5 separate regions of the Mus musculus genome follow, and all the other regions are linked to region 1. A link is a loop called in an ENCODE intact Hi-C map of the cell type or tissue named here. Cell type or tissue: heart. All regions are shown on one strand.

The links. A loop is a pair of places that touch in the nucleus more often than their neighbours do. Peaks named below come from ENCODE experiments on the same cell type or tissue, not always from the same donor. Only the 100,000 strongest peaks of a DNase experiment are listed, where the experiment ranks them.
Region 2: it touches region 1 in a loop (2.1-fold over the local background); 4 of 42 quality-filtered maps call a loop at or near these places.
Region 3: it touches region 1 in a loop (5-fold over the local background); 17 of 42 quality-filtered maps call a loop at or near these places.
Region 4: it touches region 1 in a loop (2.9-fold over the local background); 7 of 42 quality-filtered maps call a loop at or near these places.
Region 5: a loop joins it to region 1, with 3.0 times the contacts of the local background. A loop is called at or near these places in 4 of 42 quality-filtered maps.

Annotation. Positions count from the first base shown.
Region 1 is chr6:34,875,437-34,880,436 of GRCm38, forward strand. It overlaps Cyren (cell cycle regulator of NHEJ), which reads right to left and starts at 2,629. Exons shown (of 4, transcript NM_001135611.1): 1 at 2,464-2,629; 2 at 1,103-1,335; 3 at 101-176. The coding sequence starts at 1,248. It overlaps Wdr91 (WD repeat domain 91), which reads right to left. Exons shown (of 15, transcript NM_001013366.1): 15 at 4,990-5,000. In heart, CTCF peaks have their summits at 961, 2,728 (motif pointing left) and 4,831 (motif pointing right); DNase peaks (open chromatin) are centred at 255, 1,045, 2,665, 4,105 and 4 weaker places; H3K4me3 peaks cover 2,297 bases; H3K27ac peaks cover 3,405 bases.
Region 2 is chr6:34,757,324-34,762,323 of GRCm38, forward strand. It overlaps Cald1 (caldesmon 1), which reads left to right. Exons shown (of 14, transcript NM_001347100.1): 8 at 661-801; 9 at 4,787-4,830; 10 at 4,928-5,000. Among named protein-coding and RNA genes, the nearest start is that of Agbl3, 21 kb to the right of the region's middle. In heart, a CTCF peak has its summit at 2,901 (motif pointing left); no DNase peak of the experiment used is centred here.
Region 3 is chr6:34,778,034-34,783,033 of GRCm38, forward strand. Agbl3 (ATP/GTP binding protein-like 3) reads left to right here and starts at 2,399. Exons shown (of 20, transcript NM_001289656.1): 1 at 2,399-3,026; 2 at 4,067-4,185. The coding sequence starts at 4,123. In heart, CTCF peaks have their summits at 160 (motif pointing left) and 2,783; DNase peaks (open chromatin) are centred at 2,408 and 2,778; H3K4me3 peaks cover 1,524 bases; H3K27ac peaks cover 1,448 bases.
Region 4 is chr6:34,509,130-34,514,129 of GRCm38, forward strand. It overlaps Gm52898 (a long non-coding RNA gene), which reads right to left and starts at 2,656. Exons shown (of 3, transcript XR_003956420.1): 1 at 2,514-2,656; 2 at 2,287-2,410; 3 at 1,205-1,378. In heart, a CTCF peak has its summit at 2,468; no DNase peak of the experiment used is centred here; H3K27ac peaks cover 953 bases.
Region 5 is chr6:34,608,304-34,613,303 of GRCm38, forward strand. The region is part of intron 1 of Cald1 (caldesmon 1); the gene reads left to right. Among named protein-coding and RNA genes, the nearest start is that of Cald1, 12 kb to the left of the region's middle. In heart, no CTCF peak of the experiment used is centred here; DNase peaks (open chromatin) are centred at 1,738 and 2,358; H3K4me3 peaks cover 1,511 bases; H3K27ac peaks cover 4,908 bases.

The sequences.
Region 1 (5,000 bases):
CTGAGAGCATCTCTCTTACCAGGAGCGGGGGACCTGTGCTCGTTCCTACCCATGAGGAATCGCCAGGCATAGGAGACACAAGAGACAGGACAGATGTTACCTCAATCAGGATCCCCAGTGCCACGTCTACCATTTCAGCTTCATTCATGCAGTACACGGTCTCCGTGGCTGGGGCTCTGAAACAGAGACGCAGAGCCACAGCTGAGGGCAGAGGGACTCACAAGGAGGAAGGAAATGGAAGCACCCCCGGGGGGGGGGGGGAGTTACTGATTCTCTGAGCTGTAGAGTTTCCTCAGCCTAGTGGTCCAGGGGCAGGGCACAGGACTACCCTCCCTTCGTGGACTCCCTCACACAGAACTGGGAGTGGGGATAGTGGCTGGCTTCCCACTGTTACTCCTTGAAACACACAGTGGACGGCTGAGTGTGGTGGCACACAGTAATCCCAGCACTGGGGAGGCAGAGGCAGGTGGAACTCTGTGAGTTCCAGGCCAGTCTGACCTAAATAGTAAGTTCCAGGCTAGCCTAGGCTACAGAGAGAGACACTGTCTCAAAAGCAAACAGAGGACATAGCCAGTACAGGCCATCAGGCCAGAGCCCAGTTTGTACATGAATGTGACTGGGGCTGTGACAACTACGTAAGGAACAGGAAAGAGCCAGCAAGTGTGGCCCTGAAAGCCTCCTGCCCCTGTTTCTGAGAGAATGGCTGCTCCCTCCCTCCTACTTGATAAGCTCTCCCCGCCCTGACTACCAGCATTCACCCGTCACTTCTGCAATGTCAGATTTCTTGACTGACTGACTGAAAAGCCCTGTGTACAGGAAAGACAGGCACCACTCAGGTGACTAGACTTCAGATCCATTGATCTTGCTTTTGTCACCAATGAAGAAGAGATAAGCACTTTGAACAACTGGTTCCTGGGGTGTAGGCATGGTTTGTAGGCAGAGCTCACTGCCTGCATCAACAGCTAGACGGCAGGACAGAGCTCACCAGCACACACTCACGTGGTGGTGCTTCTCTGTGAGGGGCAAGCTGAGAGCGATGGGCTCTGCTGGAAGGACGGATTTCATTGCCCCGCCCACTCTGACAGACAGGCCAGCTAGCTACCTTGTTGCTGCCCCCACTCTCTGGGCCCAGGCGGCTGTCTGCTTCCTTGTGGCTGTCTTCACTGATACAACCTTTCTCTCATCCACAGGGGCTGTCATCCAAGAGGGGAGGACCCTCGTTTTGGTCTTGGATTTTAGGGTTTCCATGGCTTGCTTCTCTAGAACAGGACCAAAACTCACACTCTCTTGTCACACCAGGCTCATCTGACCCCAGTGGGTGCCGATCTTCAATGCCTACAAGGAGGAACCAAGTCAGTAGATTCTAGTAAGTCAACGCTCTTCCAACTTACCAGCAGTAATTACTAGTCAGTGTAGGGCAGACCTGAGGTGACCCAGAGGTGAGCAGAGCCCAGAAGGCCAAGCCATGTACACTGTGTCACATGGAGGACTAGCAGCAGATAGGACATGGGGCCTGCAGACAGATATCTGTAGCCCCTCCCCTGCTCTGTGCCCCACACAGGCAGTTGCAGCAACAAGAAATGCTTTCCTGTCATTTCTACAGCCCAAAGGAAGGAAGAAAGGGGATTCTGGCCCAATCGTCCATCTCCATCTATGTCACAAACTTCTCACCTCTACTGTGATTTGGTTACTGTTAGCATGCTAACGTTCCTTCTAGGCTCCACTCAACTACCTAGCAACAGCCAGGTACAAACCTGGCTTGCTATAAAAGGACTATCTGGCCTCTCTCATGCTCTCTGAACCCCCCTCCCCACTTCTCTCTCCACATGTTCCCTCTTCTTTGTTCCCTTTCTCTCTTTCTGTCCCTCTCTCTCTTTCTGTCCCTCTCTGTCCCCTCTTTCTCTGCCTCTACTCCCTTCTCAACCCCCCTTCTCATGTCCCCAAATAAACTTCTTTTTATACTAGACCCATCATATGGCTGATACCTGGGAGTAGGAGGGGGTTCAGCTTGGGCCCGCTTAAGGCACCCCCTCCCTCCCTCCCATACCACATTTTACAAAACATATCAATTACTAAATCCCCCAGGCTTTCTAATTCACACATTTCAATGGGCAGTGCTCCCCCTGCCCCCAACATACACCAGTAGACAATTTTGGCTCATCCAGAATGACTGTTTATAACTTCATTTAAACCAAACAACTTGTCCAGCCACAGAACAGAAGTCGATTAAGAGGAATACCATCCAGTGAGTGACAGTGTACAGAAATGAGTCAGACCCGGCAGTACATGTGTATCATGTCCATTTTATAGACGAGAAACAGACGTGGTTAAGAATTAGCGTGCACAAAGTCGTAGAAAGCTGGATATCGACCATCGAGCCAGCAGCCAGGTCCTGCCCGCCGCAAGGTTTCTGGAGCTCAGCGCTGATCGGGTCGGGCCCGTTGGGTCCCTGGAAAATCTCACCCAGAAGGCACACGCGGGACGTCGCTGCACTAGCGCGGAGCTGGCCGCGCCACTCCCTCCCTACCGCAGAGGGCGCAGAGCCGGGGGCCTGGGGACAGGATGGAACCGTGGGCAAGAGGGGAGGGCAGCGCTGCGGTCCTTCCCGTGGGTTCCGGGGATTCAGAACTGCGAGACGCGCACGCATCCCACCGCCCGCCCCTTCCGGCTCCTGCGCGCTCCCGGCGTGCGCGCTCCGGACCCGGGCGCTGGCTGGCCGCTAGGGCCCCGGGTGCCCCCTGCAGACCGCGGGTCACATCCGCAGGCTCCTGTTTCTGTCAGCTGTTGTGACGGAGGCGCAGCCGTTGGTTCTTAGCGGCCAGAGTCAGTAACTAGGGGAAGCAAAGAAAGGTTCCCTCTGCAGAAGTGGAGGAGGCGCCAAGCTAGCTCCCAGGTGTCCGGAATCTTTCAGCTAAACGCATGCATGATTTTAAGGCAACCTGGGTGGTTGGGGAAAAAGCCAAGGAAGACGACTGAAAAAAACACAGTAGGAGGCCCTCACAGGGGAGGTTCTTCTCTGGAGCGCTGGAGCAAAGGAAACCTCAGATCTGATTCTGTCTGCCCCCAAACGGAGAAATCAAGAGTGACCAAGTTCGATTTACAACAGCAGGTCAACACCGCACTCTGGACTGGGGCACCCACAGCTCCCCTATTGAGCACGGTTTCTCCATAGCCTTTCCCTAATGCTAATCCTCAATCCTAAACTGATAGCTCGGACCAGGAAATTAAAGGCCCCAACTCTTAATGGGATAAACCAATGGCTTCCAATCCCACAGATGACCCCTAGAGTCATTTTAGCTGCTCTTGAACCAGGCCAGGCTGCCACCTTTCTGGGAGGGCAGCCCCTAGCTGTCAAGAAAGTAGCATTCATTGACTGTAAATAGGGCGGGCCCTCTACCTCATCTGATGTGAGCCAAGCAAGCCTAATGCTGGGTGAGAGGGCATCCTTCCATTCTTGGATTCCTTTGATTCTTAATAACTCTCCCGACCCTGCACATCTCTTAAAACTTCTCCATGGCCACCCAGCAAATAAGGCTAAAGACCTGTGTGGCTGCATACAGAGCCTGTTGTCAGCAAAGACCCCAGCAGCAGGAGGGAAAGACCAAGCTAGGAGACTTGCCTGTGCTGGAGTCCACATGGGTTTTATTATTTTTAAATTGGCAGATAAATTTATTGGCTATAGTAACAAGTGTCCGTCAGCTTCATTTAGTCAGCAGGCACTGTAATCGTGACTGTACTTCCAGACCCCACACCGAGCTCCTGGGCATGGGTTTGGGGCTCAGCAGAGACAGGGCCCCAGGGCACAGGGAGGGAAATGCAGACTTGCACCTGCCAGGCGAGGTTCTCAGCCCCCAGAAGAGTGACTCAAGGTTTGCAGTGTGACCTGCCTTCTTGGTTGTGCCCCACAACACCTTCACTCAAGGACAGCAAAGGACAGAGCCCTACTAAGGCCCTCAGGGGTTCCAAAGAGGCGCTTTGAAGGATGCATTCTTCCTGGGAGGGGTTGGGGAGGAACAAGCTCTGGAATGTTCTTTCTGTCTCTGAGCCTTAAAACCACTGGTTCAGCAAGTTGTGGGGAACATGCTGGAAGAAAGAGCACGCCATAAGACAGGAAAACCAGAGGAAATTAAATCACGGGCTCCTGACTCAGGCGGAACCCAGGCCCACAAAGCTGGGTGAGGCAGACGATGAGGCTGTGTGTCAGTCGGAGTGGAGACACGGCAGAGAACGGACTGACCCCTTCATGTCAGTGTGGACGTGGGTAAACACGTGAGCAGGAGATGGCGCAGCGGGGAAAGCCACTTGCCATGCAGCCTGCCCACCTGAGTTTGATCCCCCAAATACACATAAAGATGAACAGAAAGAACTTAAGTCTACACCAAGTTGTCTTGTGATCTTTGTTGTGGCATATCCCACCCCACCCCCCACCCACCCACCCAACACACACAGGCACACCAATAATAAATAGTAACTATGATATATAGGGTTTTCCTATATATCGCTTTCCACTTTTCCTTCCATCCCAGAAGGGAGCCCAGGCCTCAACACTCCTGCTTTTCTCTCCTTCCAAGTGAGAGACCAGAGCACAGGCACAGCCGATGCAGCTGAGCCAGGCAGAGGTGCAGGCAGCTGGTACTATTCAAGCTAAGAGACTTCACGATGGAAGGAGGAGGAAGCCACCAAATGAGAGTTCTGGGACCACAAGACCCCAAGGTGCAGGAGCTGGAGGTGGGCCCAGATCTCAGGCCTGCTGTCCTGAGAAGCCTCTTAGCCAGCACCTTACCCAGCTTTCAGGTTCTGCAGAAGACACTCAGATCTCGGCTTGAGACCAGAAGAGGGCACTGTGGTGTACATCTCAACTATAACCGGATTCTGCCAGAAAGGCATGGCAGCTGAGGCTAGTGAGAGCTGACATCCAATAACCAAGGCAGGGAGCTGTGGCTATCACCAGGGCCAGGCGACTCACATAGTCCAGAAAGAGACACCAAGTGACTGTAAGA
Region 2 (5,000 bases), 120 kb before region 1:
GTTATACAGTTTCCCTAAGTTGTGTGGAAATTTAATTATTCCGGTGTCTCTTCTAACTCCAGTTTTCAATGAGGCCAGCACCTAAAATGATGTCTTCAGTTGAGTCAGGGGCTACCACAAAATCATCTCAATGTGTCAACCTCATGTAGTTTGCTAGACTTGGTACCATAGATTTATTGCCCTTTTTTGCACAAAGGATTCCACCTTGACAACTCTTCCCTGGAAGCAGGTGGAGGGGGCCTTTGTATTCCTTTGCCCTTTTCAGAAGTGGAAGGTTGCTGTTAAATGACTTACAAGATGTGATGATAACACATCACCTTCAAGGGAGACTTGTCAAGCAGGGTGGCAGTCTAAACGTTTCACACACATTTTTCTAAACTAGTCATTCATAAAACTAGATGATTTCTGCGGTTCTGTTTGATAAGTGGGGAAACTGAGGCAGGTAGCAGGTAAGACCAAGGTCACACTGATGGAAAATGCCCCTCCAGAATGCAAATCCAGGCAGCTGGACTCCTGTGCTCAGGGGCACCCTCTCCTGAGCATCCCAGAAGATGGGACAACATACGTACTAGGGTTAAATCTGTTGCCCTCTGATTGATGATGCTCTTGGGCTCACAGCGCTGAAGCACGTTATGATGCTATTGACTCTGTCTGTCTCAGGAAGAGAAGAGGAGGTTAAAGGAAGAGATCGAAAGGAGAAGGGCAGAAGCTGCTGAGAAGCGCCAGAAGATGCCAGAGGATGGCCTGTCAGAGGACAAGAAGCCGTTCAAGTGCTTCACTCCTAAAGGCTCGTCTCTCAAGGTATCTTCCCAGAAATACTTCCTATAAAAGCTCCCTTCCAGCATCATAGGAATCTCACTAGAGTCCCTTTAGGTTTTGATCATCTAAGACTTCCCTGGCTTCTTGTAGCTCTTTGCTGTCCTGTGTTAATCTGTCCAGTCTACTTTACCGAGACATCTTGGACCGGGTAACATGAACAACTTATTGCTCACAGTTCTGGGGGCAGAAAAGTCCAAGGTCAAAGAAGGCATTAGCAAATTCAATATCTGACAATGGCATTTTCTTGCTCTGTTCTCCTATGATGAAACAGAAAAGAAGGAACACACAAGCTCCATCTGGCTCATTAAGAAGGGCACTAGTCCCATTTATAAGGAATTCACCCAAAGGCCCTATCTTTTATATAGCACATTGGGAATTGGATAGTACCATATGGAGAGCGACAAACATTTGACCCCTGACTCTTTCAGCTGCTTTTTATGTTAATGTTGTGATTACTAAAAGCAGAGCAACTGACATTGGTCCAGATCCAAACTGCAAAGCTATTTCTGTAGGAGATGAGATGCAACTTGGATAGGGATCTTTCCCAGTAGAGTTCGATCTTACTACTGCCTTCATGGATCAGAGCTCCTAACTTTCAGGGCAGAAGTTCTTTCTGAGAGAAAAGAGGACCAAAAAGAACTGAAGTCAGGGAGACTGTGGAGTGGTTGAGATGTTGGGGAAAGGCAGTCCACTCAGTCACTCAAACCAGGAAGCCCTCGGGGCCAGCACAACAAGGCCTGCAATAGGCCAGCTTCATTTCTGAACACCGACACTGGAATTGACAGCTCTAGAGGATCTAATAGCTTTTCTGGCCTCCATGGGCACTGCATGCTGACATACATACAGATAGGCAAAACACCCATACATATAAAAATTTAAAAAATAAGTCTGGAGAAAAAATAGTGCTTCAGGCTGGGTGTGGTAACTCACTCTTTTGATCCCAGCACTTGGGATACTAGAGCAAGAGGCTCACCAGTTCAAGGCCAGCCTGGACCTTGCGAGTTCCAAGTCAACTTGAGCTGCAGAGTAAAACTCTATCTAAAAAACAAAACAAGACAATAAGTGTTTTCCTTTGGTTGTTTGAGAGCTTTATGGCAAACGCTTGGCTTGAGGGTCACTGGAATGATCAGCAAGACAAAAGGAACAGCCAGGAAAGCAGTCATCCAGCCAGGGAGAAGTGTCCTCCCTCCTCGCTGCTTATCTCCGAGCAGCCACCAGGGCAGCCTGTCCCTGGTCCTGCTCTTTTGTTCCTGGATCAACAAATAATCAAAGAAAATAATGTTCTCTCTTCCTGCTTTAAAATCTCTCCCAAGTTGAGTCTTCCTTGAACAGTCCTGATAACATGAGAGCGGTCACTGGGACTTCTAGATCCTATCTGTTCTGATTTCTGGACAAACTGGGGCTCCTCCCCTCCTCCCCCACCCTTTAACCATCTCCTCTCTACCAAGCTCCTGAGGGTCCTCACTTCTCATTTGGATCCCCCTGGCCTCGCTAGGAACCCCGTCTTCTCTCTCATGGAGCCGCACATGTTAACAATCATTTAAAGTAAATGTACAGAAAGGACCAGACAAATTTTAATTTTTACATAATAGAGATGGGCATTTAGGTGTATACTATCTGCCTTTGGTCCCGATGGAAGTTCCTTAGAGAACTTTCTGGAATCTTCCTAAACCTAGCTTATCCTATAATGGAATTCCAATACCTAGCGATGCTCTCCAGACAGCAGTGTTGGTTATAACAATTCTAACAACCAGGCGGTACTATGCACTGCCAATGGGAAGGGAAAAATTTGGATGTTGACCTTAAAATAGTGCTAAATGGTATATTTGTTTATTCCTTATGATTTCCACTGTCTTGGAAACTCTACAAGTGAGTTCTCATTGCCTGGTTATGGTAGCAATGAATGACAACACAAAGAACAAATTATAAGTAGATTAAATCCAAAGGCTTTTGGTGTTGGTGTTTGAGTTTATTGATGGAGAAGTAGAATGTGAGGTAAGGAAAATATACAACCTATTATCTAAAGCTAGCGGTAGTGTCTTCCCTAAGTTCTACTAAGACGGTACTGCCACCTGCTGGTTATCAGGAGCACCAACTTACCTCCTTAAATTCCTTAAATATTGTGCAGAGTCTTTAATTTATAAACTCCACACTAGGGCAGCTGGTTAAGGCGCTTTCCAGCAAGAGTCAGTAAACAGAGGGTGCATCCTATGGAAATTAAGAGAATGACGTCAAGCTGGATTAACTATTTCAGATACAAAAGGAGGAGCAGGGGTGTGCCCACTCTTTGGCTTGGTTCACGGGACAGCCTAGGGGAGCTGAACAACCCTCATTTAAGATGCTGGCAGAGCCACACACACACAGGGCTCAGCTCTGCTCTGTACTACGCTGCACTTCCCACCACCCTCTGCAAAGTATTTGACTTGTAAAAATAAATAAACAAGACACCTAGCTTCCCCTCCAGCTCATGCATGCCTCCCTCGGTTTCAAAAGTTCATGTGGGAAACTGCAAACTATGAAACTCAGCTCAAATATCAAAATTTTTTTGAAATGGTAAACTATACAACTCAGTTCAAATATCAAAACTCCTATTTTGTCTTAGAGATGTGGCATCATGTTCGTGATGACGTTTAATATGGTACCTACCACTGGTATTTAAGTGTTTTCCAAATCTAAGGACCCTTTGTTCTCTTAGTCTGCCAAGGAGCACGCATGAAGAAAGGCTCCATATCCTACCCTGTCCAGAGATCTACTGTGGTGACCTGCCCTAGGCTGATAAGATGGGAATGTTCCCTTCTCTTGGTCAGATTGGATAAGCACAACAGATTGGTGTAGACTGAGTAGTTATCATTTGCCAGATATGGTGGCTCATGCCTGTCAGTCCAGCATTTAGGACAATGAGGTAGGAGAACCAGGAATTCAAGGACAGCCTACACTCCATAGTAAGGCCTTGTCTCAAAAACCAAACAAACAAACAAACAAACAAAAAACAACCAATAAGCTAAACCAAGTAAGCATTTGTTTTCCACAGCTGTGGAGATTGGGGAGTGTGAGGTCATCTGGGTGTCAATACTGCTGAGTTCTACACAGGGCTCTGTTCCTGCTGCCCCTTCATGTGCAAGAGAACAAGAAAATAGGAGAGTCCTCTTGTCTTTTCCATCAGTGTTCTAATGCCATCCGTGAGGATTCCACCTTCCTGACAAAATGACCTTCCAAAACGACCCACTTCCAAATGCCATCACAGAGAGATACAGATCTAAATACATAAATAATTAATTTGTCATTGGTCTGTATTATGGAAGGCCATAAAACTGGCTGTTTTTTGCTCCCAATACCCCCCCACACACACACACCTCTCCTGTCTCCTTCTTCTCTCTCCCTCTCCCTCTCTCTCTGCTTTTTTTTTTTTTTTTTGAGACAGGGTTTCTCTGTGTAGCCCTGGCTGTCCTGGAACTCACTTTGTAGACAAGGCTGGCCTCGAACTTAGAAATTCACCTGCTTCCGCCTTCCAGTGCTGGGATTAAAAGCGTGCGCCACCATGCCCGGCTCTCTCTCTCTCTCTCTCTGCATTCTGCACCCTCTTCCAATACTAGCTTCCCCCGCCTCAGATACATTATTCATCATTTCCTCCCTGCCCCCTCCGGGCTGCTACTCCCAGCGTGGTTGTGCTCTCATTTGTTCTGAGATAGTTTTTATTAACCAAGTTCAAGAATGGTAGCAGTGTGGTAGAAGGCCACCGTGAGTAAGCTATGGGCCACGAAGCAGGTCCAAAGGTGAAATGCGTGTCTTTCTGGGTGTGCCTTGCCTTCCACGAGTGCTCAGAGGTATTTCAAAGACTCATTGGTATGGTCTCCATTGATTCGCACCTCAGGCTTTCAGTGTCTGCAGAGCTTCCCCGAGTTAGGACTTTGCTACACAACGTTTCCTCTGCATATTCACAAGGCTTCTTCTCTTCTTCTGTTTCTAGATAGAGGAACGAGCAGAGTTTTTGAATAAATCTGTGCAGAAAAGGTAAATAGAGTTGACTGTTCATTTGAGGCTCATCAGCTGTCTCACTTACGGAGAGATCCTCCCGTCTCACGTTTTCATGTCTGTGCTCCTTTGGCAGTGGTGTCAGATCTACTCACCAAGCAGCAGTAGTCTCCAAGATTGACAGCCGGCTGGAGCAGTACACCAATGCA
Region 3 (5,000 bases), 97 kb before region 1:
ATTAAAAAAAAAACTTAATTAAAAGTGGAAAGCCCATGGACGTTGGAGAGATGGCTTAGAGGTTAAGCGTATTGTCTACTCTTCCAGAGGTCCTGAGTTCAATTCCCAACCATCACGTGGTGGCTCATAATCATCTGTAATGAGATCTAGTGCCCTCTTCTGGTCTGAAGACATATATGCAGGCAGAACAACCCGAGTTCAATTCCCAGAGTCCAGGTAAAGGAAGAGTGGGCTTAGTACTACTGGTTGTCTTCTGAGCTCCACATGAACTGTAGCATGCATGCCCCTATAAATGCAATACAAACAATGTTCTAAAACTTTAAAATGTTTTAAAGCAAATGCTTCTAAGGCGATTTTAACTTTAGCTGGAGGAGAGGGGATTCCATATGATGTGTCTTTAAAGTGACACTAACCACAGCCAGCATGTCTCTCCTGGCCTCAGCACTTGCACCAGCGAGGTCTTCTCTAGTCAACCACGAGGTTTAGTCTCTTGTTCAAATGCTACCTGGGCAGAGGGCTTCCCTAGCCACCTCACATTAAAGAACTACGCTGCCAAGCTACTCGACCCCAGCACTGCTAAGCTTTCTTTCCCTCCATAGCAACTTTCATCTGCCTGGTTCTATTATTGTCTTCTCCCATTAGGATGTAATCCCCATTAAAAAACTCTGCAATGGCCTTTCACGGTCAATAGTCTCTGATGTAAAACTAACCCGTAAAGGTCAGGTGAGTAATGAATGAATGTGACTTTTCAAAGCTTTGAGAATTTCTAAGTAATTCTCTTATGCACTAATAGCATTCTCTATAAATATTTGTTGACATATGTTAATGTGCATAGTTGGGCTGAATATACATACATACATACATACATACATACATACATGATTTAAGTCCTATCTTTGCCTCTTCCCTATCTGGCTGGGATGTTTCTTGGAGCTCCATCTTGTGAACCTGACAGCCTATAGCCTTTATCCATGAGTAAAGAGAAACAAAACAACAACAACAACAACAACAACAAAAAACAATAGATTCCATATAAAACAAACTGGCTTACCCTATTTACTGTCCAACAGCACAATACCACCAGCGGGGGATGTTTTAAGAAAAGTCTAGCTTGACTGTGATTCTAGTGGTACAAGCCAAGGGAACACATTTGGTGACGGACTTGCAGGCAGAGAGTCCCAAGTGACCAAATGGTACCCCTTAGCAGAAACTGGGAGTGGGTGCCCTCTGTTGTCCTATAGAGCCACTAAGTTTTAATTATGAGAACTCCACGCCGATGGTCTCATTCATCTTACTTACCCCTGAACGGCCCCACATATAAACAGAAGTAGGGTTATGTTTCTGTTCTTACATATCCACAGGAGCAAGTAAATTTCGGTACTGGAGCTTTGAGGATACCCTCAAACCAGAGAGTCTCTGAGCATTGTCTCCGTTAGTGATATACACATGGCATAAAACCAAGCACAACTAACTATGAAGACTAGTTTTCAAACAAGTGTGATCAATGGCACACTTCATTTCCTCAGGCCAATGCCCAAAGAAACAGAAAGTCTCAAGGTCTGACACAAACACATTCCCAGAAAGTTAACAAATCTAGAGATGCTAACCCATTTCCATGCTGAAACTGAAGCGCTTAATGCGAACCATGAGGGCACTGAACACCTCCTCATTCTTTTTGTCTATATGGGTTTTTCTTTTATTAACTTTACTTGGAAAACTGTTCCAACTGTATTATCCACCAAAGTGAAAAGTGACCAACAAATCAGGGTTAAATATACACACACAAACACAGATCCTAAGACTGCTGTGGGGGTCTTATTGACTTAAATAAGGCAAGGTGGGAGATTTGCTTTGTGAAAGTGTTGGCTAACAAAGAATTTCTAAGCTGATGAAATTTTTGAGAATTTACCCTTATACATATAACCATGACTCCTCCAAATCAAGTATTTTAAGTCTCACTTCCAGAATAAGAATGAATTATAATTGTGCAAAATAGAACTCAACCTTTTAACTTCAAATAAATTAGTTCATTTTTATTAATAAGGTTCAGTTCAGAAAATTAACTTGCCCGTGGTCATCAGGTTGTTAAAAGTCAAGGGGGGCTCTAGACACAAGCCTTAAACTGTATGTTCTACTGCCTTCTCAGCGCAGGCACCTAGCAAACAAGTTATAGTCACTCAGAACAAACTGCAGTCGCATCTTCCCCAGTGCTAAACTCTCCCTCCTGCAATGCTCAAACCGGTCCATACCATAAGCCAAGCCAGGAGTTCCCATCATCCCCTAGCATCAATGTCTCCCGCCAAAAACCTCACCACCTTCACAGCTGTCCCTAGGAAGAAATCACTAAAGCTCCCCAAAGTCTCGCGAGAGTACAGCCGTTGCCCTGGCAACAAGCGGCCTGCTCTCTCAGCGACCGCTGAATTTCGATGGCATTTGCTCTGACCCTGTCGTCGCCCGGTGCCTGGGGGACATCCTAAAGTATTCTCCCGGCAGGGGTGGGACGACCGGCGGACTTGAAGAGGCCCAGGGAACGAGGCGGGCGGCGGACGCGCCGCTTAGGCAGCGGGGAGCGGGGGAAATGCGGCCCTCGGCGCGGGACGGCGCGGGGCCCGCGTGAGTGAGGAGGCTCCGCGCGGGTCCCGCCCCGAGAGAAGGCCTGGCGCGGCCGCACGCCCCCCGCTCGCCGCTTCGGGCGCGGACCGGCGTCCGCGGGCTTCCGGCGCCTAGCGCCTGCACGCCTCGTCCGCGCACGTAAGGAGCTGCCGCCGGGCGTCCCGGCGGGTTGTCGTAATTTCGAGCCGTCATCCGGGGCTGAAGCTTCGGTCTCCGCCCCGAGATGTCACCTAGAAACCGCTCTCTCGACTGCAGTTGGCGTTTATGATGAAGCTTCGCGAGGCCTTCCGCGCCGTCCGCGCCCCCGAACGCGCTCGTCTGTAGACGTCAACCGGGGGCTGAGAAGGTGTTTGTCGGCGGTGGTCAAAAGGCTCGCTTTTAGAGAGAACCAAACACCAGTAGTTGTGAAATTGGTAAATTCTTTTGGTGTCCTCCAAAGTGTAAAAGCTTGGCAAGGATGATTTCATTGCAAATAAGAAAAGAGGAAACGTATACCTAAAACTGTATTATCCCCAAAGGCACAATCACTGGCATGTGTAGCAGGAGGAAAATGTCATTTTAGTAAAATGCCAATTTCAGGCTTGCCTAGAAGCAACAGTGGTCATCTCCAGCCGGACCTTCTGGTAGCTATTCCAATACAAATGGTGTCATTGGCTTTAAAAGTTAAATATACAGTAATGATCACGGTTAAAGAGAAACTTAAGTTATACACACTGAAGCTCGGGTCAACTGAAAGTTCAAGAGAAAGGGGAAAGTTTTTACACTATTGCTACATTTTATTGTCTGAATAATTATAACTTTTCTTGTGTACTTTTTAATGCGTGAAGACAATCCCCATTTACTATTGCAGTGTAGTGTTTAGTTATGAATATAAAATGTAAATGGCCTGGCTATATACTGTGGAAGTTTTTCAACTAAATTATTTACGTGATTTGTCTCTCTTGTTTCAACAGATTTTTTAAGTTTTATTTTTGTTCATAAAACATACTGACAGGTTATAAATATATCCCCCTTCATCTCTTCTAAAATTCACACCCCCATTCCATATCCACTCATCATCTTAAATTTTTTATTTAATTAAAATATAATTACATCATTTATCCCCCTTCCAACCCTCTCAGATACATATCCTCTTTTGCTATTTATTATCATTGTGTGTTTAAATAAATATATAAATGCAACTTGCAGAAGCCTATTGAATATTGCTTATGTGTATATTCTTTGTAGGACTGAACATCTGGTATTGGATATCTGTTTAGGAAGCTTGCTTTGTAGTAACGGATAGTTTTGTAAAATCTTTGAATTTGAAATTAATTTCCTGTATCCTTACTAGTTTAGTTTTCAGAGATCTGTCACTCTTAATTAAATACAATTGGACAGGTTTTGTAGTATTCATTTAATACAGAACCTGCACACCTTTGCTTAAAAGAAAAGCTGTTAAAAATCTCCTTAGACATTTTACAGCCTACTCACATAATTAAAGACATTCCGAGGAAGACACTAGAAGAGATGTCAGAAGATTCAGAGGAGGAAGACTACTCAGATAGAAGCATCAGTGATGACGATGACTTGGTATGTCTTTCTTTTTTACTTTGCGTAATTTGAGGTAAAATGTAGTATCAAGCACATATTTCCAATTAAAACATTATAGAATTAATTTGATGTAAAAACAAAACAGATGATGTCTGTTTTTGTCATAGAAGTTAGAAAATAACTGAAAAATGTATTGTGTAATGTGCCCTGTCTAGAAAGAAAGAAAAAGAGTTGATTTTTCTTGACGAGGCTATCAACTTGAGAGTGGGGAGGGGGAATAGGAATTGACAGGAGGAATGGGAAGGGCAAAATGATCTAATTCTATTTTAATTAAAAACATTTTTTAAAATGGGAAAGAAAGGATTTTTCTTGAGAAAATCTTGGGTGAGATTATTCTGGATTCTATTTAAATGTGTGTATATAATGATTAGGATTTTATTTTTACAGTCATATCTACTTCCTTCCTTATGTGCGAAATCTATTGCAACATATTATGCACCATACTCAAATCCCTGGTGTTCCAGCCAAGGTTCTTGGGTTTCACCACAGTACAGTAATGTGACTCCAATACCAGAAGGAAAGGATGTGGGTAGTAGAAAAAGGAGGAGGAGGAGGGGGAAGAGGAAGAGGAGGAGGAAGAGGAGGAGGAGGAGGAGGAGGAGGGAGATAGTGTTTGATATTGTGTCTGTACTTACATCCTGTTCTGTTTTAAAGGAGATTTTTTTTAAGTATAAATTACCATATGTTTAAAGTTCTAAAATCTCTCCAAAAATGATATATAGTTCTCTAAGTCCACAACTTTCTGTGATCTTATTCACCAGTTGTTTCCCCAAGTATTCCAAGAACCTTTAAAC
Region 4 (5,000 bases), 370 kb before region 1:
GTGGCATGGCTGGCAGAGAGAACCAGCCCCCCAAAGTTCTGTTCTCTTCCACATGCATGCTGTGGCACATGTGCACACACACGTGCACACACATGTGCACACACATGTGCACACACACACTAAAAAATATAACAATAGCTGGATTGTCTTGTCACTTTTTTCGCCTTTGAAGCTACAGCTATGTAGCAGACCAAACTAGCTTATCTGCTGATGTAACTCATCAGAAATATGATAAACACTGACATCTTTTAGTTGACTAATAATGACATTTCTTTCCTGATGCAAATATTTTTATATTTTTTTCTCCATAGTATCTTGAAGTGATGTGACTTCTTGATGCTACTTTGTGGCACCTAAATTCTATTTAATCTGCACTCCCTACATCAGGCACCTCTCAGATGTCCCTTCTGTCACTCAGCTCAGTGTCCTAGTCAGCTTGAATCTAGCTGACTAGGAAACAGCCATCATTCCTGGTGCCGAGACCTCTGAGCATCAGTGGCCTGAAATGGAGGCACCTCATTGCCTGCGACAGAAGCCAAGAGTGTTCTGCCAGATGCTGTGTGTGTTCATGTGTGCCAAGGCCTTCTCATAGCCAGAAAACACTTTTTTTTTTTTTTGTAGTCAATAATTGCCTCTGCTCTTATGGTCTTTCCATCTCCTCTTTTGTGATTTTTAACCCTTGAGAGGAAGGGAAGATCGCACATGCCTAACTGTAGTACACAGAGCAGTCAAGCTATTTCAGATCTGGAAGTTTATTCCCACTGGCTTAGCTTTCATAGTGATATAAGGCGCTATGCTCATTATGGGGGTGAGAAAAAAAATAACAGTTTTACCCAGCTGTGAACCCTGAAAGCTACAGCAACATTTTGCCTGGCAAAATATGCCCACTGGAGCAACCCTGGTACAAATGTTATAAAGGTAACCAACCACTTTCTGACCGGATGCCAGGCCCACTCTAGAATATGTAACCCATGCCTGGCACCATTAACTGATCCAAGAACCCATGGCTGGGTAGAGCATAGGTTCTGAGGAGAACATACTCACAAATAGTATGTCAAGTATACATAGTTTTAACCCACCCCCAGTGTTCAGTACTTAACTTTGTGCACATAGGTTGATGATCAGCCCTCATCAAATAAGCTGCTTTTTGCAATAGATGGCTATTAATAGAGAAACCCACAGTGAACCAATGTATAGAATGAGAGACTGAGAAGTACTCAACATTTTTATTAAATTTATACAGGGATACATGCGTGCCACGGTGCATGTAACATTGGGGACTGGGTTCTCTCCTTTTATGGTGTGAGTTCCAAGAATCAAGCTGGGGTTATCAGGCTTCAAACAGGCCACTGGGCTTGGTGGCAGATACCGTCACCTGCTGAGATATCATGAAGACCTCAATGCATTCATCGGTTTAGATCAGAATCCTCACAATTCATTTACTTCCCCAAAGCCCCATCTTTTAAAAAAAATCCTTGATTTCCTTTTTATTTCGTATCTTTTAATTAATTTAAATAATTTAGTATATTCAGATATAATTTGTAAGTATGTAAATTCAACCTGTTGAGTTCGTGTTTACTGTGGCCTGCATGTACCTGATTTCAGGCTAACCACTTGGTGTGTAACCAATCAGAGGACCTATTTTCCCTTGGCAGTGATCAGTTGCCTGGAGTTCTTAGTCTTGGGTTGGGGCCCCATCAGATTTCCCACATTGTTAGCATAATCATTGGTATTGTCATTATTCACCAAAGCCCTATCTTAACAAAGGTAAGTTGGGGGAGGGGGGCATTTCACATCCAAACTGTAACATCTAAGCATTCTCACTTTGAAAACTGGAGTTTACGAAAATGAATTCATTTTCTTGAGATGTGACGTCAGTGTACATCCAAAGTACCAAAGAACCAGCCCCCAAAAGAAGGAGCCATTCACGAGCAACCCTGCTGGTGCTTAGCCAGGATTCTAAATGGCTACTCTCCTCAAGAAGAAGCCACCACAGCCGAAGAAGCTGCTGCCCAATTTACTTAAGAAGTTTCTATGAATGGAGTAGTAGAGTCCGCCACTCAATTGAGAAGGGAACATCTGCCCAGTTGCCTCACTTGGCACCTCCTTGAGGGAAATCTCCACTGGAAGCCTTATTGAACTAGGTGGGCTGTCAGATGAAGCTAGAATTTTTATCAGTCAATCTACTATTTCACACTGATAAGATTAAGAAGCAGCTGAGATTGGACCTTGGCAAATATCAGCAGTGCACTAGAGGGGGGAAGCTAACACAAGTTCTGTACTCACAATCGAGGCCATTGATCTGTCCTGACAGACTGTGCCCAGAGTTCCCCCAGCAGCCTCTAGCTGTAGGCTCGCTACTTGCTGTCTGTTTCTGAAGAATCCTGGATCCTGACTCTGATAGCAGAGCCTATGTACAGCATGAAGAGGGCTTGTTAATTTTTATTTCTGCACATGGACACTGGGGGTCAGTATTTATTCACAAATGCATCTATATTTGCCTCTAACCCTACCTTGAGCAATCTGCTATAACTGGTCATGTGCTACAGGGAGGCCTGGAATTCCTCTGTGTGATTTCTTCCTGTGGTCCTGTAGCTGGAGAGCTCTGCCTACATAACCATAAACATAAATAGAAGCACTGGATCCCCAAGGGACTTCACCCTGGGAAAGAGGCAGGTTTAAATCTAATATATAAACTAATATCAAGTCCTTCCTGGTTTCTGGAGACTTATCTGGTATCATTGACCATATCAGGGTGTTCACCCAGCCTCCTGGCCACCATCCCTGTCTTCTCTTGATTAATTGTGGTGTCATCTCTACTCACAATTTTATTCCTTCTCCATATCTATTGCTGCTCTTAAAGCCCTCATCTCCCCCAGAGGTACTTCAGCTTCTCTCGCCTCAACTTCTTTTACTCTTCTCCAGACAGGTGTCAGGGTGACATTTCCCAAGTCTTGCTCCACAGAGGCTCATGCAGACTCCCAGAAGGGTTAGTATCCTTCCAGGCTCTCCTCTCCATCACTCACCTCTCCCTGTCTCAGTTGCTGCCTCCTGTCTGCTCATCCTTCAGGACTGATTAGGCAAAAAACCAAACAATTTTCCATTTGTAATGAAGATAAACAGACCAAATGATGTGGGTGAGAAACTTTTGTGAATGCAAAATATTGATGCATAGTAATTATTTTAAATGTTGCTAGGAATCTTGCGCTATACAAGAAAGCATTATTCCTTTAAAACTCTAAAAAGTTAGGCAGCCCCGTGGTTCGCTCTCAGAAGCTCACTTGTTTGCTTGCTTGTCTCTTTGGCTGGCTGGCAAGGGAAGTGAATGAATCCATGTCTGGATTCAAAAGTTTCGAGAGTGTGTACACACACACACACACACACACACACACAGAGAGAGAGAGAGAGAGAGAGAGAGAGAGAGAGAGAGAGAGAGAGAGCGCCCTTAGAATTCCCAGGATTAAAAAAAAAAAAAAAAAAAAAGCCGGCGTGGTGGCACACGCCTTTAATCCCAGCACTTGGGAGGCAGAGGCAAGCAGATTTCTGAGTTCGAGGTCTACAAAGTGAGTTCCAGGACAGCCAAGGCTACACAGAGAAACCCTGTCTCGAAAAAACAAAAAACAAAAACAAACCCAAAAAACAAAGAATTCCCAGGGTTCATTCCCCTCCAGTGTGGGTTGGTTTTTAAGGTTTTTCTTACAACCAGCCCTTGATCTTTAACCTGTCTAGACTTTAGTTGCTTATCATCTATGCAGAAATGATCCCCTTGCTGCTGGTACATAAGAGAGCAAAGGAGGCCTCATGTGTAATCAGCTCAGAGGATTTCCCCTCAGGCAGCTGCTATAATGCCATAAAACCAGAGACCTGCCATGATGTCATTCAAATTACAGAGTATATAACAATAGAAGTATCTTGTGAGCAGAAGGAATTCTCAAGTTTTGCCCTAGTAAGCACCATTTCATTTATTTCTATATACATGTTTCACATGGATACATTCTTAACTCATATTCCATACTGTGTTCTTTTATTTATCCAAAGTATTTCTCCATGCTTCAGAGTTTTAGCCAAGCGAACTGTACATCTGAATGCTGTTCTATTGTTTGGATAGAACGTAAAATGTCCCGGAGGCTGTACTTGAAGTTTTTTCTATAATAAATAACAACAGCATTTGGGAGGCAGAGATAGGTGGATCTCTGGGAGTTTGAGGCCAGCCTGGTCTACAGAGAGATTCCAGGACAGCCAGAGAAATCCTGTCTCAAAATGCCACAAAACAAAACTAAAAGATACTAAAGCCAACAAGTGGTGAAATTCTCTGAAGAGAGTTCAGACCTTCTAAACCTTATGTGATCTTGATGTGTGCTTGTACGTACACTTGGCTGAAGAAATAGTATCTAGGCAGTAACTCCAAGACAAAAAGTGCTTAAGAACAAGATAAGTCTGGGCATTCAATCCCTAACATTGCAAAATCAAAACAAAACCAGATAATAGAATCCAGAGAGATGGTCCTGGGGGTAAAAGCCCCTGGCTTGCAAGCCCCATGACCTGGGTTCAATGCTTGGACTCTACACAAAGAAGGGAGGAGAAAATCTGTTTTCCAAAGGTCTTCTCTGATCTCCACAGTGTGTGTATATGCATTCACACATCCACACACACACAGTCATGAACACACATAAAATAATAAAGTTTATTTTAAATTTTCAAAGGAGATAATTGTTAAAATCAAGACTGTTTGGCCAGGTGTGGTGGCACACACCTTTACTCTCAGCACTCAGTATAGGGAGAGGCAGGTAGATATCTCCGAGTTCGAGGTCAGCTTGGTCTACTTAGTGAGTTCTAGGACAGCCAGAACTATGTAGAGACCTTGCTTTAAAGAAATCAGGGTAGTTTGGGCACGGTAATGAGTCTGACCGGCATGAGATGGGATGGATTGGAGAAATCCAAAGCAAACTGAGCACGGAAGACAGGCCAGGTTTTCTCAGTAGAGGAGAGGCCAGGTAGCC
Region 5 (5,000 bases), 270 kb before region 1:
AGAATTTTTTTCAATAATTTAGACCTGGAATGGGAAATGGAAAGAAAACGAAGAAGGGGAGGGAGGAGGAAGATGAGGAGGTGGGGGTTAAGAGAGAGAGAGAGAGAGAGAGAGAGAGAGAGAGAGAGAGCACTGGGATGATTGACTTGAAGCCTTAGGGCTCTAGGACGAAGTTTCAATCTGTCCATTACCCTACTGGCTCACTGTATGTCACAACTTTTTCAGCAAAGGCCATCTGAGAACAGCAAAGTAAATTAAATAGCTGGCCCCAAGTGACATAAATGGCAAATGGCATAGCAGGAATCAGTGCCACTCCCTGATTCCAACCCTATGGCTGTCTGTTCTGTCTTCCTGGGAAAGTGAAGGAAGCCAGAGCACAAGGTTTCCATAAGCAATCATTAGAACTTGTCATTGAGCCATACTGCAGTTCAGCTAGACAGACAAGCACACTGTCACTCCCTGCCATATAAGGAAGCAGAACTAAACACCATGCCTTACACTACTGACTCAAGTCAGTTGCTCTGCTCAGAGGCAGGCGGACCTGGAGCAACTAGGAAGAAACCAAAAGTGGGCTGTCCTTGGAAGCCCAAAGATGTCAGCAAATGGGTTCTCTGCCCGACCAAAGGGAAACACCCTGGAATTAGGTTCTGAAGGTTTCTGTGACTTGGACAAACATTGTAGCTGTTTCGGTGATTGTAGCTGTTTCAGGTGTTCCTTTGTGTCAAATTTAGATGTTCAAAAGACTGAGTTCGAGGTCAGCCTGGTCTACAAAGTGAGTTCCAGGACATCCAGGGCTATACAGAGAAACCCTGCCTTGCCCCCCCACCCCCCAATGAGAACTGGATGGACTGTTGAGAGCTCTGCCTCTGCCCAGCTGAAGTTAGGGTCCCCTTGCCTTGGTAGCCACTCCCACTCCCCACAATTCAGCACGTTTGTGCCAGCACTCTTCAACTTTATAATCAATCACAATCAGAACTTAAGAATGCAAGTCTAGTAGCCAATTTCATTGGAGAAACTGAGGCACAATTATCTGTTCAAGATCAGCTGGTCTAATCTTGCTGCGAAGAAGGCTCACGATTCCAGATAACTCTAAGATAACACATAGTCTCCTCAGAGAAAGTTGGGGGACGGATTAAACAGTCCCTTCAACTCCTCCTAACATGCATCTTTGGTCAGATTATACCTGGGTATTCATCTCTGAGACCTACCGTAACAGAGCACTACAAACAGAAGCCAATTTTGTCGCAGTTCTAGGTTAGAAGGCCAAGGCCAGGCCATCCCCGGGGTTGGTTCCTTCTACTGCAGTGAGGAAGGCTGTGCTCTACCTGTTCCCTCACAACTAGATAGTCCTGTCCGTGTTCCTGTGGCATGTTCTCTGTACGCGCCTGCATCTCTGTCCCCGTCTCCTTTCTTAGAAAGTTTACTGTATTGGAGCCCATGCTTTGGACTGCCCTTTAACTTGATAGTCTCTGTAAAGACCCAAACGTTTGAGGTGAAGGGCTTCGAGCCCCAACGAATGAATTAAACCCAGACTATGCCCCAACTCAAAATCGGGGTAGAAACCTATGCGGCACGGGTTCCGAAAGCCCAGTTGCAGAAGACCCTACTGCTGACGGGATTCTGCCGTCCCTCTAGGTCTGGGGCAGCTTTGCTAGAAGTCGCTTGGCCTTTTGAACTTGCCCTTGAGATTTACTTTTCAGCCTTTCACAATATGAAATTCTGATCTGGTGAAAAGTCAAAAAAGGTCTCCGAAATGACGCACTGAGGCACAGCTTCGCTCGCTGTGGCCTATCTGTGGACGGCTGGGAAACCACAGTGCAGACAGTCTGGTATGCGGCCATCAGGGGTGGGGGAGGGGCTGGTGGGAAGGCTGAGCCAAGGCGGGGATGGGGGGGGGGAAGGAAGAGAGAGAGAGAGAGAGAGAGAGAGAGAGAGAGAGAGAGAGAGATGCTACCCTGGAGCAGCCTGGAGACAGCCACCACAGGGGCTGTGGGGGAGTCTGCAAGAACTCTTTTCAGTCAAATTTACAAAGGCTGATCTCGGCCAGTAACCGTGTCAATACAGGGGAAAATATTAGGAGCCTACACATATTTGTGTTATGAATCACTTTGAGTCTTCGTTTCCCCTGTCTCTTCACTGTTTAAGCTTAAAGGATAAATGCTTGCGCGCTCTGCTTTCGCTGGCCCTCTTCGCTTTATCTACATTTGCTCTGCCACAGTTCATAGTTTGTGTGTCCTGTCTCCTTTTCCGGTTTGTTTCCTGCTGCGTCGTGCCTCTCTTCCCCTTCCTTCTCCATGTGTGTCCCAGTTGCGATCCTTTCCATTAGTCCTCTGGCTCAGGCCAGAACTATCGAGGAGGTGACTGTGCCAATTGTCGTCCAAACTGGGGGACAGGAAGAGCTATTAATAGCTTCCCTAGAATAGCAGTCACAGGCTGGGAGTGCCCAGGCGCACTGGGAGGGAGGGTCATCCTCTTTAGAGTTTAGGTTCTCTCCTCCCTAAGCCCCTCTCCTCTTCTGACTGCTCACTGTTTCTGTGTCTTTCTTTAAAAGTACTTCTATTCTGAGACTTTCACGTTTCCATTCTAACTCATCTCTCTCTCTGCACCCCTTACTGGCTCCCACACCCCACTGTGTGGAACAACCTTTTGCTTTTGTTTGTTTAATGTAATTTTTTTCTAGGGTTTTTTTTTCCCTTTTGAGTCAAAGTTACACTATATATACCACTTGAGAGTGGAGCACCGATGTGACAAGTTGCTTATGGTCTCCTATGAGCTGCAACTCGTCTGTACACCTTCTGGGGTTAGAGCGGTCCCTGCACTGCAAAAGTGCCTAGAGCTGTCATGTACAGTTATTATGTATGTGTATCTTGGCTCTCACAGGACATACTTTCTGTATGTGTACATATGTGCACACTAGAGTTGAAAATGATAATGATATATGGCCTAAAAATAGAAAAATATATAGTCAAAGCTAACTGTATTGCTTTCACTATGTCCTAGTGGTCTACATTGATTATCCTTTTAAAACTGTGTGTGCAATGACTGCTGTGGGTTTAACATGGGTAGAAATAAACTTTTAAGGCAAAAAATATAGAATAAACTTAATAGTCTTAAGTCTCTAAGTGTGTGTGTGTGTGTGTGTGTGTGTGTGTGTAGGCCAGAGGTCAACAGCTGTTACCTTCTTCAGTTTGCTCTCCACAATTTTTTTTAAAGACAGGGTGTCTTACTGAACATGGAGTGCCCTGATTCAACTATGTTGGGAGTTGTAGTGGTCTACCTGTCTCTGCCCTCCCAGTGCTGATCGTACAGGTGTGGGGTGCTATGCTTGACTCTTTACACAGGAAACAGGCACCCACATTCAATTCCTCATGCTTACACAGGAAGCAGTCTACTAACTACACCATCTGCCTAGCTCTTCAAATGGGATTCCACTTGTGACCAGTCCTGGGCAATTTCTAGATTGTTCTGAAAAATCATTTCAATTGTCAAGATCTATGTTAGACTTGCAGTTGCCCAAGGACATTCTAAGCTCCCCTGTAGCTAGGAGGGGAGAAACAAGAACATGAGTCCTTGGAAAAAATCAGTTACTGAAAAATCAGTCAGTAGCTGTCTGAAGTACTCAATGGCCCACAACTATGTCAGCTGCACGGAGCCATTCTCATTTGTTAGGTACTTACTTGGAGATTTTGACCAAAAAACTTCCTCCTCCTCCTCCTCTTCTTTTATCAAGCATCCTTAAAATTAATGAATGAAGGAGGCAGTAAGATAAGGTAATTTAGGAAGGAAATGGGTTCTGTTGAAATTGTTCCTTTCCTCCTAGACCTCTTCCCACTCTTCCCCCTGGTGTCCTCTCCTCCTGGTTTCTATTTCTTCTCCCATTGAGATTATGGTTGCAAATGTCCTGTGGCCATCGGGCCACCTTCTGCTCTAGTCATGTTGTTTACAAATATCCTTGTATGGAGATCGATGATACAAAGCTCTTCCCCATAGTCTCCAGGGATGGTATGCAGCTGTAGAGCTGGTGGGATAGAAATGTCTGTCCCTCGGCCTGCGATCTGACCACATAGGATCAGCTAGCCTGGAGCTGCCTGCCCATCTGTGTTAGTACAAATAGGAAGTGAGGAGGGTAGGAGTTTGGCGGTTGTTTTATTATTTTTTTTTCCATTTCATTAAACGTCCATGTCTCTCCATATTTTGGCTTTTACCCTTGCTGTTAAAAATACAGCAGTTGTTCTTTCCACTGGGAGTAGCTACACCCTGATAATTCCTTTTCAAGGTGTCCCTGGCCAAGGTCAAGCTTTTGGTGCCTGGGCTCACATTTTGCAGTGGGCTCAGGTTCCAGGTAATGGCCTATTGGGTAAGGACCTTCCTCCTCACCACAGCTGTATGACCCTCCTGTCTTCTCTGTACCCGACTCCGTGAATGTTCTTTAGCCTAACCCTTCCCTGTAATGCCCGCATAGGGAGCAAAGAGCTTTCACAGCAAAAGACTCCATGCAGCATGGTGTCTTCAAGCCCAGACATGGTTTTCTATCCTTTTCCCTTTGTAATCTGAAGACCCCGGGTGGCTTGGGCGGTGGGAGTAAGTCGAATAGAATTCAGTTTGGACTGAAATTCCACATCTGAGGTTTCCAGCAGCTATCCCACATGTGACAGCTTCAGCAGACTCCTTTGTCTGGGGGGCCGGGGGGGGGGGGGCTCCTACTCCAGGATCAGGCTTCTCTTCTTTCTACCTGTTTAAAAAAATGTGAAAAAGACGCAACGCATGCTTAGTACAGAGAACTAGAAAACACAGAGGGTTACACTGTCACTGCTGATACTAAGATCATTTCCTCTATATACCTACGTTTTGGTTTTTTTAGTTGGCACGTGACTTGCATGTGTTTACAGCCTACCATATGCTGATTCAAAGCACATAATTCAATGCATACACAACATTAAGGTTCTGGTTTTACTCTTGTCTTTAACAATCAGTGGTGACAGGTGTGGGCCAGAGAGGCC